Linked DNA regions of Homo sapiens: region 1 is linked to region 2. Evidence: read pairs that join two places in POLR2A ChIA-PET (ENCODE). Cell type or tissue: CD4-positive, alpha-beta T cell. All regions are shown on one strand. Each heading gives the region's core, and the rest is flanking DNA. Links, peaks and the distances in the headings are about the cores only.

Evidence for each region. Peaks named below come from ENCODE experiments on the same cell type or tissue, not always from the same donor. Only the 100,000 strongest peaks of a DNase experiment are listed, where the experiment ranks them.
Region 1: POLR2A ChIA-PET joins it to region 2 with 5 read pairs; 2 of 35 experiments call an interaction of 5 or more read pairs at or near these places.

Annotation. Positions count from the first base shown.
Region 1 is chrX:48,627,536-48,630,453 of GRCh38, forward strand. All of the region lies in intron 1 of LOC107985695 (a long non-coding RNA gene), which reads left to right. Among named protein-coding and RNA genes, the nearest start is that of WDR13, 32 kb to the left of the region's middle. In CD4-positive, alpha-beta T cell, for the core only: no CTCF peak of the experiment used is centred there; no DNase peak of the experiment used is centred there.
Region 2 is chrX:49,272,055-49,274,972 of GRCh38, forward strand. All of the region lies in intron 1 of PPP1R3F (protein phosphatase 1 regulatory subunit 3F), which reads left to right. Among named protein-coding and RNA genes, the nearest start is that of PPP1R3F, 3.7 kb to the left of the region's middle. In CD4-positive, alpha-beta T cell, for the core only: no CTCF peak of the experiment used is centred there; DNase peaks (open chromatin) are centred at 657 and 1,467; H3K4me3 peaks cover 2,055 bases; H3K27ac peaks cover 1,294 bases.

The DNA of each region.
Region 1 (2,918 bases), core at 246-2,745, 640 kb before region 2:
CATTCTTTGACCATAATGCAATAAACATAAACATGGACTTTTTCTTTTTTCTTTCCCTTTCTTTTTTTTTTCTTTTCTTTTTTTTTTGAGACAGAGTCTTGCTCTGTCACCCAGGCTAGAGGGCAGTGGTGTGATCATGGTTCACTGCAGCCTCTGCCTCTTGGGCTCAAGTGATTCTCCTACCTCAGCCTCCTGAGTAGCTGGGACTACAGGCGTGAGCCACCACACCCAGCTAACTTTTTGTATTTTTTTGTAGAGACGGAGTTTTGCCATGTTGCCCAGGCTGGTCTTGAACTCCTGAGCTCAAGCAATCCTCCTGCTTCGGCCTCTCAAAGTACTGGGATTACAGGTGTGAGCCACCAGGTCTGGCCAAACTTGGATTTTTTAAAACAAAAATAAAACCACAAAACTCCAATAGCTCAGGGAAAAAAGATTTAGCTCTCTCACGTTTTATAATATCCAGTGCTGTCAAGAGTATGAGGAAAACTGATAATATATAACAGGTGGCAGTATAAAATTCAGCAAGCATTTTAGAAAAAGTTTCACAGTATTTATCAAAGTTTTACATTTATATACATTTTGATCCAGGATTTTTTTTTTTTTTGGCTAGGAATTTGCTCTTTGTGTGTGTGGTTTTTTTTTTTGTTTTGTTTTTACTTTGTAAATTTACTTAAAAAAATAGCTGTCTGCATATTTTTAATGGATGAGTAAACCAAAAATATATAAACAGCTATTTATAAAGGGGTGAATAAAAAAAGATAAAATAGTTTCTTATGGGTGGAGGGAGAGGGAAGAAGGTTGAGGAGACAGGGATAGAAGCTAGATTTATCTAAATATACCATATTATTATTATTATTATTATTATTTTGAGACGGAGTCTCACTGTGTCGCCCAGGCTGGAGTGCAGTGGCACGATCTCGGCTCACTGCAACCTCCGCCACCCGGGTTCACGCCATTCTCCTGCCTCAGCTTCCCGAGTAGCTGGCACTACAGGCTCCCGCCACCACACCCGGCTAATTTTTTTGTATTTTTAGTAGAGACGGGGTTTCACCGTGTTAGCCAGGATGGTCTTGATCTCCTAACCTCGTGATCCACACGCCTTGGCCTCCCAAAGTGCTGGGATTACAGGCGTGAGCCACTGCGCCTGGCCCATATTATTATTATTTATCTTTTGAATATACTGTACTATTATTGAGAACCATGCAAACACAGTATCATTGTATAATCATTATTATATAAAATTATGTATTATTTAAAAATTGCATCATATCAAAAGGAAGTTATAGATTACTGGGGTCATATCAAGCAAGTTTCAAAGGCTCCCATTGGCCAAAGATGGGGCAATTTGAGCATCAAAAAGAACAATAACTGCAATAGATTGAAATACATCACCTAGCCCTCAGGGCAGAATGATGCCACAAAATCTCCCTGGCCACCTTTGGAGGATGCTAGTGAACCAACTCATTCTGAAAACTGATAAATAAAGAGAGAGACAAAGTAACTGACTAGATAATTGATTAAAGAATTATTATTTTTGAGATATGATCATGATTTACTGCTAACTTGTTAAAAGCTCTTATCATTTGGGCCGGGCGCGGTGGCTCACGCCCGTAATCCCAGCACTTTGGGAGGCTGAGGCGGGCGGATCACAAGGTCAAGAGATGGAGACCATCCTGGCCAACATGGTGTAACCCCGACTCTACTAAAAATACAAAAATTAGCTGGGCGTGGTGGTGTGCACCTGTAGTCCCAGCTACTCGGGAGGCTGAAGCAGGAGAATTGCTTGAACCTGGGAGACGGAGGTTGCAGTGAGCCGAGATTGCACCACTGCACTCCAGCCTGGCAACAGAGCAAGACTCTGTCTCAAAAAAAAAAAACAAAAAAAGGAAAAGTTCTTATCATTTACAGCAACATCTTGAGAGATTCATGGGTAAAATGATGTAATATCTGGGTGTTGCTTCAAAATAATCCAGTGGGGATGTGGGTAGAGGACATAAAAGAAACAACATTGGCTGTGAATTGATAAATGTTGAACTAGGTGATGACTACATGGAGATTTATTGTATTGTTCTCTCTACTTTTTTATACGCTTGAAATTTTCCATAACAGAAAAATAATTTTATGGAGGCAAAAGCTGTAAACAGTGTTCTATGCCTATATTGAGAGTATGACTCATGACTTTTTTTTAAAAAAAGCCAGACCTGACCTTAAAAATTTCTTTTATTTTAATTTAATTAAAAAAAATTTTTTTAGAGACAGCGTCTCACTTTGTCGCCCAGACTGGAGTGCACTGGTGTGCTCATAGCTCATTGTGCAGCTTTGAACTCCTGGGCTCAAGCGATCCTTCCACCTTAGCTTCTTGAGTAGCTGAGACTACAGGCACGAACCACCACACCCAACTAATGTCTTTATATTTTATATTATTTTATTATAATTTTATTTTACTGTATTTTATTTATTTGTTTGTTTTGAGACAGGGTCTTTGCTCTGTCACCCACGCTGGAGTGCAGTGGCATGATCTCAGCTCACTGGAGCCTTGACTTCCTGGGCTCAAGTGATCCTCCCACCTCAGTCTCCCAAGTAGCTGGGACTACAGGCATGCACCACCACACCTGGCTAATTTTTAAAAAATTTTGGTAGCAATGGGACCTCAACATGTTGCCCAGGCTGGTCTCAAACTCCTGGACTCAAGCAATCCTCCCTCCTCAGCTTCCCAAAATGTTGGGATTAGAGGCATTGAACCACTGCACCTGGCCTATTTTATTTTTGAAAATAGAGACAGGTGGGGGGGGTGGGTGTCTCCCTATATTGCTCAGGCTGGTCCCGAACTCCTGGTCTCAAGTGATCCTTTTGGCTTCCCAAAGTGCTGGGATTACATGAGCCACCACTCCTGGCCACTGTGCTGGGTTTAATTGTGG
Region 2 (2,918 bases), core at 194-2,693:
AATGGGAAAATGCTTTTTGGACCTTGTATGTATACGCTTGGTCAGAAGCCCCTGGCTGCAGTAAGACATTTGTGGGTTCTGCTGGTTCTGGTAAGGCCTTAGGCTGTGAGTGGTTCAGAAAGGTCTAGCTCCGGTCTGGTGGGCAGATGTGCCTGGGTAACTGAGCAGGCAGGCAGGTACCCACTCACCCACCTGTGAGCCCCACCATAATCTGAGACTTCATTTAAAGGGGGCAGGCAGCATGGTTTTTCTTACAGCATTAAGAGTGTGGATTCTGGCATAGATTGCCTGGGTTCAAATCCTGGCGCTGCCACTTACTGGCCTTGTGACCTTGGCCAACGCATTTAACTACACCATGCCTCAGGACCCTCACCTGTAAAACAGAATTATAGCATCTACTTTACGGGATAAGAGTAAAGGTGCTCAGAACCGAGTCTGGCTCAAAGTAGTATCATACAGGTGTTAGCTAGTGTCAGTATTTAGGGAGCCACACCTACAGTTTCCTGGATTCCTCTCCTAAATTCGGCTCCGCCCATCAGCTGTGTGGCCTTGCCTCCGTTTCCTTCTCTGCTAAGGGAAATGACAGTCACTTTGCATGGTTGGATTGAATGCAGCAAACATGGGCAAGGTAACTGAAGCATGGTGGTAACTGCAAAAGATAACTGGCCAGCATTTACTGATTTCTGTGCTATGAACATCAGATCCATTCTCTCCGTGAGGCCTGCTGTGCATGCTGTGTTGTGTAGGTGCTATGATTATCCCCATTTAGTAGAGGGGAGACAGGTAGCTCAGAGAGATGAGCCAGCTTGCTCAAAGCCTCTCAGCTAGTGAGTGACAGGGCCAGGGAAGAAATGCTAGGGACATTTATTTTTTTCTATTTTTTTTTTTTAAACTGGTCCTCTAGAAAGCGTGGCATGATTCAGGGCAAATTCTGGATTTCACTCTTGGTGTTCCCAGCATGTCGTGCTTTCCTTTTACCTTTTTTTTTTTTTTTGCTTTATCGAGGTATACCTACATAAAGTGTACTGATATTCTGTGTATAGCCCAGTGGATTTGTACATATGTATGCACTTGTGTAGCCACCACCCAGATGAAGATACTGAGCAGGTCCAGTACCCCAGAGCTACCTTCATTTCTATCACTTTCCCAAGCTGTCATCCCCGCCGGCTGTCATGGGAACCCTGTCTGTAAGATGCGACAGTTTGGGTAAAGGAGTTTGGTCATTTTAAAGAGTGTGAAAGGCAGAGAACAGAGAAATCAAAACCTTGCAGGGCCAAGGTGGGTGGAGAGGGTGTTTTTCTTTTAACATACATGGGCGGTTTTAAGGAGAAATTGAAGCAGCCTGTTCAGACAATTGTTTTGGTATCTGGCCCCAGGTCTGTGGTTCCTAACATGACTTGTGATATTATTTTAAGTGGGCAGATGGCTTTTTGATAGCTTCTTTATCTTTCGATCTCAGCTCTTGCAAAGGGGAGGTTGGTGCTCATTGCAAGATCAGCGATAAGGGTTTCTTTGTAGGTCGGTGGCTTTCTTGGTGAGTACATTTCAACATATTATTGTTTTAGAACCTGTGTGCTGCCAGTGACTTGCAGCACTGTTGAAGACTAGCCACCCTTTGTGACCTAGCCCTCTTGGGAAATGGCGGAGGATCTCAGGGTATATCCCTTACCTGTGGGAGCCCTATCAGAGGGCTTCCTGTTGAGGAAATGTTGGCTGTAGGCCCTCTGTGCACTGAGCACAGCCACATCAGGTGAGGGCATGGGAGAAGTCCGTGGTAGCCATCAGGATAGAGTTCAGAAACCCAAATGGCTGCTTTCCCTGGGTTGCTGGACCAGGCATTTGGTAACTCTAAAGCTTAGAGATGATTCATCGACAAGCATTTATTGACTGCCTACTGTGTGCTGGGCACAGTGCTAGGTTCCAGCAGGGAAAGAGATGCAGAGTGGTCCTAAGATGTCACAGGGCTTGTGGGATGGAGTACAGAGGATTTGTTGTATGAGACCTGGCTGAGCCCCTGCTCTTCGCCAGGCACTTCACTGAGTACTATATTTTCATGCAAGGTCTGGTTTAATTCCGACAACATTCCCTGTGAAGTAGAGGGTTTTAAATTTCTCTTTCCTGGATGAGCAAACTGAGGCTCCCAGAGTCCAAAGTCCTAGGGCTGGTGTGGGGAAAAGCCCTCCTGATCTTCCTTGGCACTTGACACTACCCTTTGGAAGTGTCCTATTCTTCTTAAAAGTAAAGACCAAGAGAGCCTCACCATGGTCTTCAAGCACCCTCCCATCCCATTCCCCAATCTGGCCTCCACTGGCTCATAGTCTTAACACCAGTGGTCTTTCTGAGCTCCTGTCACCATGGTCTTTCTGTTACTCCAAAGGGCCTCGCTCCTTTCTGCTGCAGGGCCTTTGCCCCTGCTGTTTCCTTCACCAGGAACATTTATCCCGTACCCCTTGCAGTCTCCTCCAGTGTTGATCCCTCAGTTCTAAGAGGACTTCCCCAGGGGAGCCTGTCCACCCCAGTGTCCTCGGGCCCCTGGCTTTTTCATAGCACTCATCAGCCCAGCACGTGCTAAGCTTTGTTAGAGAATGTCCCATGGCAGAGCAGATGAACATCGCCACCAGTCGAGGGGTCATCGGCCACCCTGCCTAGCAGTTCTACTATATTTTTTTGATCCACTCGTTTCTCCTCTGAAGTGACTCTTTCAAATGTTCTTTACCTTCAGACTTTCTCTCCTGCTTCAAAAAACAAAACAGAAGCCATAAGAATGGAACTCCCTATAACTTGTGGCCCCCAAGTCTGCACGCTGATTTCCCTCCCCTGTGTTACAGATGACGAGGAGTCCCTTCTTGCTCAGGCCACTTCTCCCTCCTGTGCTCTGGGTCCCAGTTTCTGCTACTTGCTCTAGAATCTGACATCAT